Regions from separate parts of the Homo sapiens genome. Here region 2 is linked to region 1. Evidence: read pairs that join two places in POLR2A ChIA-PET (ENCODE). Cell type or tissue: K562. All regions are shown on one strand. Links, peaks and the distances in the headings refer to the core of each region. The heading gives the core; the rest is flanking DNA.

Region 1 (5,381 bases), core at 182-5,181:
TATATATATAATATATAATATATTTATATTTATATATAATATATAATATATTTATATATATAATATATAATATATTTATATTTATATATATAATATATAATATATTTATATTTATATATGTAATATATAATATATTTATATTTATATATGTAATATATAATATATTTATATTTATATATGTAATATATAATATATTTATATTTATATATATAATATATAATATATTTATATTTATATATAATATATAATATATTTATATTTATATATATAATATATAATATATTTATATTTATATATATAATATATAATATATTTATATTTATATATATATAATATATAATATATTTATATTTATATATATAATATATAATATATTTATATTATATATATATAATATATTTATATTTATATATATAATATATAATATATTTATATTTATATATATAATATATATATTTATATTTATATATATAATATATAGATTTCTTCTATGTATTATATATGTATATTATATAAACCAATAACACATTACCTATGTTTGCTGTGTTACCATTTTTTATTTTTATTTTATTTTATTTTATTGAGATGGGTCTCATTCTGTCACCCAGGCTGGAGTGCAGTGGTACAGTCTTGGCTCACTGCAACCTCCGCCTCCCGGGTTCAAGCGATTCTCCTGCCTCAGCCTCCGAAGTAGCTGGGATTACAGGCATTTGCTACCACGCACAGCTAGTTTTTTTATATTTTTAGTAGAGATGGGTTTTCACCATGTTGGCAGGTCTCGTCTCAAACTCCTGACCTCACGTGATCCACCTGTCTTGGCCTCCCAAAGTGCTGGGATTACAGGTGTAAGCCACCGTGCCTGGCCCTATGTTACCATTTTTTTTTTGTTTTTTTTTTTTTTGAGATGAAGTCTCACTCTGTCACCCAGGCTGGAGTGCAGTGGCACGATCTTGGCTCACTGCAACCTCCACCTCCCAGGTTCAAGCAGTTCTCTGCCTCAGCCTCCCAAGTAGCTGTGATTACAGGCACCTGCCACCACACCCAGCTAATTTTTATATTTTTAGTAGAGACAGGGTTTCACCATCTTGGCCAGGCTGGTCTTGAACTCCTGACCTTGTGATCTACCTGCCTCAGCCTCCCAAAGTGCTGGGATTACAGGCATGAACCACAGCGCCTGGCCCTATGTTACTATTTTTGAAGAGGTTTTCATACACATCTCATTTGACCCTCTTAGCAACTGACATAGATATATTATTCTAGATTTCAGATATACTTACAGCTACAGATTAACTTTATCTTGAGAACTTTTGCATTAATGCCCAGATAAAGCACATTTTGCAGTTTTTTTCACTTAAATATAGGATCAATATGTTCATTTATTCGACAAATATTTACTGAGTTCCTACCGTGTATAAGAAGTGTGAAGACATAGAAAGGAAGCAAACATTAATCTTGCTTTCAGGGAATTTATAATCTAGTAGTAGGAGCATTAAAACGTACATAAATATCACCTCTGTTGTGAGGCTATAGAAAAAAAACAAGATATACAGAAATAACTAAAACTATGCAGAAACTTCTAAAGCCCTAACACCCGGGACTGGGCAGTGGCCTTGTCCTGGGTGTTGTACTAAAAGCTTTGGTTTTTTTTTTTTTTTTGGAGATGGAGTTTCACTCTTGTCGCCCAGGCTGGAGTCCAGTGGTGCAATCTCGGCTCACTGCAACCTCCGTCTCCTGGGATCAAGTGATTCTCCTGCCTCCAAGTGATTCTCCTGCCTCAGCCTCCTGAGTAGCTGGGATTACAGGTATCCGCCATCACGCCTGGCTAATTTTTTATATCTTTTTAGTAGAGATGGGTTTTCACTATGTTGGCCAGGCTGGTCTTGAACTCCTGACCTCATGATCCACCCACCTCGGCCTCCCAAAGTGCTGGGATTACAGGCGTGAGCCACCGCGCCCAGCCCGTAATCCCCATTTTACAGACAAAGAAATGGCGGCTGGGAGATATTCATTAAGCCATTCCCATGCTTTTAACTGTATTACTCTATTATCTGCAAAACAGATAGTAAAGAAAGGCAGACCAAGATTGGTGTCCATGTATTTTCTGTTTTTTAGTATTGTACTTTATTAAATATAAAAATATTTATATGCCACAAAAATTATTTTAGTGACGACTACCAGAAAAGTACAAAATCACTTAATAACTGGTTTTCTACAGCTTGATTTGCCAAGAAACTTATAAGCAAATGGAAGGTGTCTAATAAGTACTTACTGCAGTTACTTACTGGAATGAACAGTTGTGAGAACAAGAAGAAAACCTGTAACTCTGAAAATTGTTTTGTTTTTTTGTTTTTTTTGAGACAGAGTCTCTCTTGCTCAGGCTGGAATGCAGTGGCACGATCTTGGCTCACTGCAACCTCCACCTCCCAGGTTCAAGCAATTCTCCTGCCTCAGCCTCCTGAGTAGCTGGGACTACTGGCATGCACTGCCACACCCGGCCAATTTTTGTATTTTTAGTAGAGATGAGGTTTCACTGTGTTGGCCAGGCTGGTCTTGAACTCCTGACCTCAGGCAATCTGCCTGCCTCAGCCTCCCAAGGTGCTGGGATTACAGGCATGAGCCACTGCACCTGGCCTGAAAATTATTTTATATCCCATTCATAGATCTCCTCAGAAGGTCTACTTTAAAAATAAATCACATAAAGAATTGTTCAGACTTGTTTGGTGATGCCTCAACTTCAGAACATTTGCAAAGAAATCACATGTAAAAGCAATCATCTCAATACAATTAAATGCTAGTTTTAAAAAAAGTTTCCTTTAAAACAGTGGTTCCCAAAATTTAGCATGCGTCAGAATCTCCTGGGGGAAGCATGTTAAAATATAGAATGCTGGCCTCCTCCCCAGAGTTTGCTACAAGTTTGCAGGTGGTTCTGATGCTGGTGTGGGCACAACACTTTGAGAAGCACTGCTTTAAGATCTAGTCTCTAGAATTCAAACTAATAAGCAATGAGCATATACCTTTGCCTTTTCTAATAGTAAATAAATAAAAGAACATTTCAGGTAGCTGAATAAGTCTTTAGACTCTTGAAATGTTCTACTGAAATAGAACGTATAATTTATTAATCTTGGTTCATAATCATTCCCATGAGTTCAAAAGACAGAACTACAGGACAGTCCTGAATAATTTATGACTACATGAAAACATTTATTTACATGCCCTTTACAAAATGTATTTACAAAACACATAGCAACTATTAGGGTACACAGACCTTGTTTCTATCTTCCCCATGCTTCTTCTCTATAGGAAATACAATATGAAATTATAAAGAGTACTGAACTCAAGGCTGGGCGTGGTGGCTCACGCCTGTAATCCCAGCACTTTGGGAGGCCAAGGCGGGTGGATCACCTGAGGTCAGGAGTTCAAGACCAGCCTGGCCAACATGGTGAAACCTCATCTCTACTAAAATATAAAAATTAGCCAGGCGTGGTAGCGGGCACCTGTAATCCCAGCTACTTGGGAGGCTGAGGCAGGAGAATCGCTTGAACCTGGGAGGCGGAGGTTGCAGTGAGCTGAGATGGCGCCACTGCACTCCAGCCTCAGCGACAGAGTGAGACTCCATCTCAAAAAAGAAAAAAAAAAAAAGTACCGTACTCAGAATGAGAACTTCATCTATCATCAATGTACACATAAATATCAGTGAATCGTCATACTCAAGACTCAGATTAAAGAACTTCTTCATCAGGGCAGCAGTAATATTCCACAAAATATATTGGTCCATCTTCATTTCTAATCATATACTGTAATGAAAGGAAGCCTCGGTTATCTGTCCGAGTAGATACGTGACAAGACAGGACTAATGCCTTTGTAGAGGGTTTCAGTAAGGAAATCTTGCATCTGTTGACCTGGGTCTGATTATAATGCTTCCATCAAATCAGAATCTTTGGGGCGGTCAAGGTGGGAACTTCCTACATTTCCAAAAGTAGATAACCTGAAATAAGGCTTGTCAGGAGACATGGTAATTTGTAGGACCTCACTCGTCATATCCAATTCAGAAAAAGCTTCACAGAGCCCTTCTGACTGCAGAATTTTATCAATAACATTAGTGCTGTAGAAATTAAAGTCCAGGTCCCTTCAGGTTCCTGTGTATTGATTTTGCAGACTGCCACCACTCCTTCTTCTTCCAGGAACAGCATCAAAGGGTAACCATAACCTTGGTAACACATCCGAAGTGCAGTTCAAGTCCCTGGCATAGGACTTGATCCAAAAATAGATAAACAGTCTAAAAGGACAATGAAATTAATTCAAAAAGTAACAGACTCTTCCTGAACTTTAAGCTCTTGAAATATTCCAGCCTGAATAAAAGCATTTGCTTGCACACACTTTGCATTTTCCATTGTTACTTTGATTCCATTTTTAGTTGCGAAACACACAGCACATTTTCGGAAATGAATAGCTTTTAAGATAGTGGAGAGATTCCTAACATTGTCAAGGCTGGCCACAAGACTGTATTGATCATGCTCGTCTTGGATCTGTTGGGTCAGGAGGGGCATCGCCCACTGCACATTCGGCCCCAAGGGATGCTCCTGGGGCCTGTTCCTGCAGATCGCGAAACACCTTTGCAGGGGGATCTGGATGCTGGAGAGCCTCTCCCAGCAAATTCCCTGAGGCGGAGCAAGGCAGCTCCAGGAAACTGCAGAGGAAGTGAAGCAGCCCCTGCCACTCTTCAGATCAGCCTTCCACTTCCTTTCCAAGCATTTTCTTGTAAAGGTAATGAAGAGTTAGTTCATCCAAAGATGATGATCAAATTAGTGGAGGGCCTCTTGAAAACAATCTGTTCTATACTGAAGTCAACTGGGTTCTAGCCACAAGTTGCTTTTACTACTCTTCCCCTTAGATAGTTGGTGGTTTTTGCCAGAGAAGCCCCACTGTTCTCTGTTGGTGCAGCCATTTTTGCACGACTCATCAGGCAGTTTATAGCACAATTTAGAAACACCAGGGATAGCAGAATTACGAATCATGCTGTCTGCTGATGTAAACTCTATTTGGATACAATAATGTTTTTAAATAACCTCAAATACAATTACACCCTGAGGATGGGGCTGGTTGAATGACTACAGGAATATCATTCAGATAGTTCATTAACTAATTACAGAGCACCACAAACAGAGCCTACTGCCAGGGAGGGGCTGTGGGGATGAATCACAGGGCTGAGCTCAGGGGCCAGAGTGATGTTCAGTTCTTTTCTGGTGCTGGCATCACAAGGTGGCACTCTTGACTGAAAGAGGGAGGCTCTTTCCTCCTCTCCTGTCTCTCTAGCACCCGTGGGAAGGTGCTACGCGAGGCCCAGAAATACATGCCAGGGTCATATGGCTTCAAAAAGCTCT
Region 2 (5,381 bases), core at 81-5,080, 110 kb after region 1:
GACACCAGGCCTTCCCGTGACTGGCTTGTGGTCGCCGTCTCAGGGTTTCCCTTTTCAGTCATACTTCCTAGCTCCGCCGAGATAAGCTGAGCCCTGCAGCTGCTCACAGTGGGCATCTGGTCAGCCAGGGCCTTGAACCCCACATTGTTCTCACGCAGACTCAGGAGGGACAGCCGGTGGAAGAGGGCAGGGCTGAGACCCTCAAAGCTTATATACCTGCAGTCACTGGAACCTACTTCCTCTCCCCCGGCCTCTTCTGCCCCACCTCAAAGACTCAAGCCATTCATTGCACTTCTCTATTTCAGAATCACTCAAGATATCCTGGATTCATGTGTGTATGTGTGTGCGTGTGTGCACGTGTGTGCGTGTGTGTGTGCGTGTGAATGTCAAGGGGAGGAGGGGAGGTCTAAAGTGATTTCTGCCCCCAGACCTCTGCATGGAGTTTGCTCATCTGCCTGGCCGAAATTCTCCTTTCATGAAGTGGCTTTAAAACAGGAAGTGGTTTTCCAAAAGGGTTGCTTCCTGACGGAATGGGGGTGGTGGAGGGAGGCTGTGGCTTCATGGAGCTGGTGGGTCTTGGAGAGGACAGCAGGGCCAGCTCCTAAGTGCCACCCCCTTGGGTCTCGAGGATGGCCCCCAGACCTGTCCCTTAGATAGCCACGCTTGTCTGGAGAGACTCCTGTGTCACTGAGTCTGGCATCGATTCATTGCTCCTATTGACAGTGAAGACAGGGTGGACAGCATGGCTTTCGGTGTTCACCCAACCTGGGCCGTCTCCCTGCAAGTGCTGGTGAGGCTTGCTTTCTCGCAGAACAGGACATGGCCAGGCCGTGGCTTCTCAGGATCTTTTGTCCCCAGTGCCCTGAACTAAAAAAGGGCTACCCTTCCTTCCTTTCATGCCCCAGCTATCAAAACCTTCTGGTGGTTTCCTTAAGGGCAGAAGGTTTGCAGAGCTTGGGATTTCCCAAACCAAGCCCCACAGCACATGCGGAGCCCCAGTTGGGCTCTTGGAGAGAAAGGCAGTTTTCCAGGCCCCCCACACACATGTCATAGCTGTGTGGCTGCATTTTAGAGGCATTTGTTGTCTGCCTTGCTCTGTAGGGTAAGGTCATGCTTTAGACTCTAACGTTCAGAGAAACAGCCCCGCTTTTGCTGTTGGCGAGGTATGAGCACAGGAAGTCTCCTTTCTCTAAAAGAAAATCGAGCCCTCAGGGGAAGTTCTGGAGGAGAGGGCTCCTGCGCCTGCAGCCCCGCCCTGAGGCGCCTGTCCTGAAGACACAGTTCTCACTGTGAAGTCATCTCCTTACCATCAGTGAGTGCTCCTGAGCCAGCCTCGGTTAGTTTCGGGTGAAACAGGAAGCCGGTACCTACTCACGGCTCCTGCTTCCCAGCAGGACTGCACTCGGGACTTGAGGGCGGGCAGCGAGTGTTTTCTCCACTGCTGTGCTCAGTATCTCGTTAGCTAAAAGGAAATGCACCCTGCCTGGGAAGGCCGCATACCGCACAACCTGGAGGGGCCAATGTGTCTTGCGGAAGTGGAACTGAGCAGAATTCAGAGGCCTTGGAGCCAAACAGTCCTAAGGCTCCCGGAAGCTCTCAGATAAGCCATGCCACCTCTCCTGACCTCTGTGTCCTCATGGGGAAAGTGGGGCTAACAGGAAAATGCCCTTTGCTGCATGTCCAGGGGATTAAGGAAATGGGATCCCTCCAAGCAGGTGCCTGCAGCCCAGTGGGCGCTTAATAACTGGTAGGGATAGTAGGTGTGCATACTTTAACTTGATTTTTTTTTTTTTTTTTGAGAGACAGTCTCACTCTGTCACCCAGGCTGGAGTTCAGTGGTGCAATCTCAGCTCACTGCAACCTCTCTTTCCTGGGTTCAAGCAATTCTCCTGCCTCAGCCTCCTGAGTAGCTGAGATTACAGGTTTGCACCACCACGCCTGGCTAATTTTTGTCTTTTTACTAGAGATGGGGTTTCACCATGTTGGCCAGGCTGCTCTCGAACTCCTGACCTCAGGTGATCAATCTGCCTCGGCTTCCCAAAGTGCTGGGATTACAGGCATGAGCCACTGTGCCCGGCCACAGGATGGCTGTAAATGGTACTGAGTGCTCTCTGCGGGCCAGGATTCTTTCTGTCATCACTTCTGAATGGTTAATGCAGCAATTTTGTTCCAGGAGAAGTGGCTGCAGGCGCATGAAGGGGCGGGGGTAGGGGCTTGGCAGTGCAGGCTCTCCCATATAGAAATTCTCTCTGGAGTGGCCTGAGAGCCCCTGGGCTGTGGGGGGTGCCTTTCTCTTGCCACAGCAGCTCCTGTGGGCCTGGCTGGAGGGGAGAGCAGGGCTCAGGCCGGGAAGGCTGTGTGTGCAGATAGCACAAGGCCCCATCTGTCTCCTCCAGATGCAGGAAAAGGCAAAGGAGATCTACATGACCTTTCTGTCCAGCAAGGCCTCATCACAGGTCAACGTGGAGGGGCAGTCTCGGCTCAACGAGAAGATCCTGGAAGAACCGCACCCTCTGATGTTCCAGAAACTCCAGGACCAGGTAACCCGACTTCCCTGCCTGCACCTTGATTTGAAAACCTACATTAATTCCAGGCCTGGAAGAATTTACTGAAACACCCGATGTTAGACTCCCTGGAAACCATCTCATACGGCCGGGCAGACCGAGGTACACTGAGGGGCCATGGTTGGGGAGAGTGGGGACCAGAATTCTAAGCTTGAGATTTGCCCCACAGGAGTCCCCCCAGGCCTGTTTAATCTTGGTCTACACACAGTTTAGACCAGTTTATCTGCCTTCTCAGTCCAGATTAGAGGGGAGGCTGGAGCTATTTGAGGAGCCTGTACTGAGAAAGCAACCTATAATTGCTGAAGGTAAGAATAGACGGAAAACTCCAGAAAGCAAGCAGGAGAACTCAAAGTGGCAGGCTGTTTCTGTGCAAATATCCAGACACCTCCACATACTTCTGGTGGCCTAATGCTGTAAGCTATTAATAGTTCATCATGTAGCCCCTGAGGCATAATGAAAAGGTTAGCATTGGGCAGCATATTCCATGTGAATTCTGATTCACATTTGGCTATTGAAGGAGACTTGCGGAGGGCCTCCTGGAAGTGGTGAATTTGAGCCAGTCGGAAGGACGCATGGGCATTGATTTGCGCTGGGAAAGGGAGTGGAATGTATGGTGAAAAGGCAGTTTTTGTGACTGTAGCCATATGAGGATATCGACCCCACCCTGGACCTCAGAATCTTGTCAGAGCTCCCTAGGGCACTTGAAAGTGCAGCCAGGGTTGCGAACCTGTACTGACCTCTGTGCTCTAGGTATTCTCAGTAATGACAACACTAACTACCATTTCGCTTTTGGTTCTGTGTTTTTGTTCTTTTTTTTTTTTTTTTTTAATACCGAGTCTTACTCTGTCTCCCAGGATGGAGTGCAGTGGCTTGATCTTGGTTCACTGCAACCTCCGCCTCCCAGGTTCAAGCGATTCTCATGCCTCAGCCTCCTGAGTAGCTGGAATTACAGGCGCCCACCACCACACACAGTTAATTTTTGTATTTTTAGTAGAGACAGGGTTTCACCATGTTGACTAGGCTAGTCTCGAACTCCTGACCTCAAGTGATCCACCCTCCTTGGCCTCCCAAAGTACTGTGATTACAGGCGTGAGCCACTGCACCTGGCCTTTTCAGGTTTTTTTCTTTGAAACGAAGTCTCACTCTGTTGCCCAGGCTGGAGTGCAGTGGCTCGATCTCGGCTCACTGCCACCTCTGCCTCCTGAGTTAAAGCGATTCTCCTGCCTCAGCCTCCCTACCAGCTGGGATTACAGGCCTACACCACCACGCCCGGCTAATTTTTTGTATTTTTAGTAGAGACGGGGTTTTACCATGTTGACTAGGCTGGTCCCGAACTCCTGGCCTCAACTGATCCGCCCGCGTCGGCCTCCCAGAGTGCTGGGATTACAGGCGTGAGCCACCACGCCTGGCCCTAACTACCATTTAGGACTGCCCGTTTGAGCCTGATGTCACACTTGGTGTGTATTGTCTCATTTTATCTCCAATGAGTGTTATTATTCCCATTTTGCTGATGAGAAAAGCAAGGTTCAGAGAGATTAAGTGTTTTTTTTAGCATTAAGTCATGCAGGGAGCAAAAGTGCTGGAAGCCAGATTCCCTCTTGTCCATCTGCCTTCAAAGACCATGCTCCCCCCATGACCATCATGGCCTGTGTTGCTCTGCCAGGCTCCTGGGCAGCCTCTTGCTGTTTCTCAAAGCTCGGTGAGGCCCCTGGAGCAGAGGGATTGGAAAGGCTTTGTGAATGCAGGTCATCCCACTTCCCAGGACTGCGGGAGCCAAGGTAGGATGAGGAATGGGAGAGTTCTGACTCCATGCGGTAGCACTGCAGGCTCTGAGAGATCCAGCCCGCCTGCCCAACAGCTCAGAACGGAGCTGGACCTTATGAGTAGGCGTGCCCCTTAGACTCATTCAGTGGGAGGCTTAGCCAGCACAGAAAGGAAGAAACACAGGGGACAGAGGCTGATTGTTTTTTTTTTCTTTTTTAATGACAAAGAATTTTATTTATTTATTTATTTTATTTTATTTTTGCGACAGGATGTCCCTCTGTTGCCCTGGTTGGAGCACAGTGGCATGAACCCGGCTCAGTGCAGCCTTGGCCTCCCGGGCTCAAGTGATCCTCCCACCTCAACCTCCCAAGTAGCTGAGACTACAGGTGTGTGCCACCATGCCCAGCTAATTTTTGTATTTTTTTTGTAGAGATGAACTTTCGCTATGTTGCCCAGGCTATTCTTGAACTCCTGAGCTCAGGCAATTCTCCAGCCTTGGACTCCCAAAGTGTTGGGATTACAGGCAAGAGCCACCAGGCCCAGCCTCAGAAAAATTTTTTAAAATAGTTTTTATCCAACTGTAAGCATCACACATGCTCAGCAAAAGAAACTTGGGAAACAAAAATATAAAGAAGAAATCATTTCTTTATTGCATAATTGCACACTTGGAGATAACCACCAAATAGTATTTTATCTGTAGACTTTCCATCTTTTTTTCTATAAATACACATATGCACATGCCCCTAACAGATGTGGCCTAATAAGTGTAATAATAATGTATATGTTTATGCACACCAAACAGATGTGCAGTCCAAACTGCTGAATGTAAAGCAAGTACTGTTATACTCTGTTGTTAAAAATCTATTATTGGAAGGCTGGGCTCAGTCGCTCACGCCTGTAAACCCAGCACTTTGGGAGGCCAAGGCGTGTGGATCACCTGAGGTCAGGAGTTCCAGAGCAGCCTGGCCAAGATAGCGAAACCCCATCTCTGCTAAAAATACAAAAATTAGCCAGGCGTGGTGGTGGGCGCCTATAATCCCAGTTACTCGGGAG

What was found. ChIA-PET counts read pairs that join two places held together with the same protein. Peaks named below come from ENCODE experiments on the same cell type or tissue, not always from the same donor. Only the 100,000 strongest peaks of a DNase experiment are listed, where the experiment ranks them.
Region 2: POLR2A ChIA-PET joins it to region 1 with 5 read pairs; 2 of 35 experiments call an interaction of 5 or more read pairs at or near these places.

What each region holds. Positions count from the first base shown.
Region 1 is chr10:119,620,234-119,625,614 of GRCh38, reverse strand. It overlaps the pseudogene RAD1P1. Among named protein-coding and RNA genes, the nearest start is that of TIAL1, 26 kb to the right of the region's middle. In K562, for the core only: no CTCF peak of the experiment used is centred there; no DNase peak of the experiment used is centred there.
Region 2 is chr10:119,512,668-119,518,048 of GRCh38, reverse strand. RGS10 (regulator of G protein signaling 10) reads left to right here. Exons shown (of 5, transcript NM_001005339.2): 4 at 2,397-2,540. Among named protein-coding and RNA genes, the nearest start is that of RGS10, 27 kb to the left of the region's middle. RefSeq lists enhancers at 1-247, 1,037-1,619 and a silencer at 2,385-2,598. In K562, for the core only: no CTCF peak of the experiment used is centred there; DNase peaks (open chromatin) are centred at 1,268 and 2,358.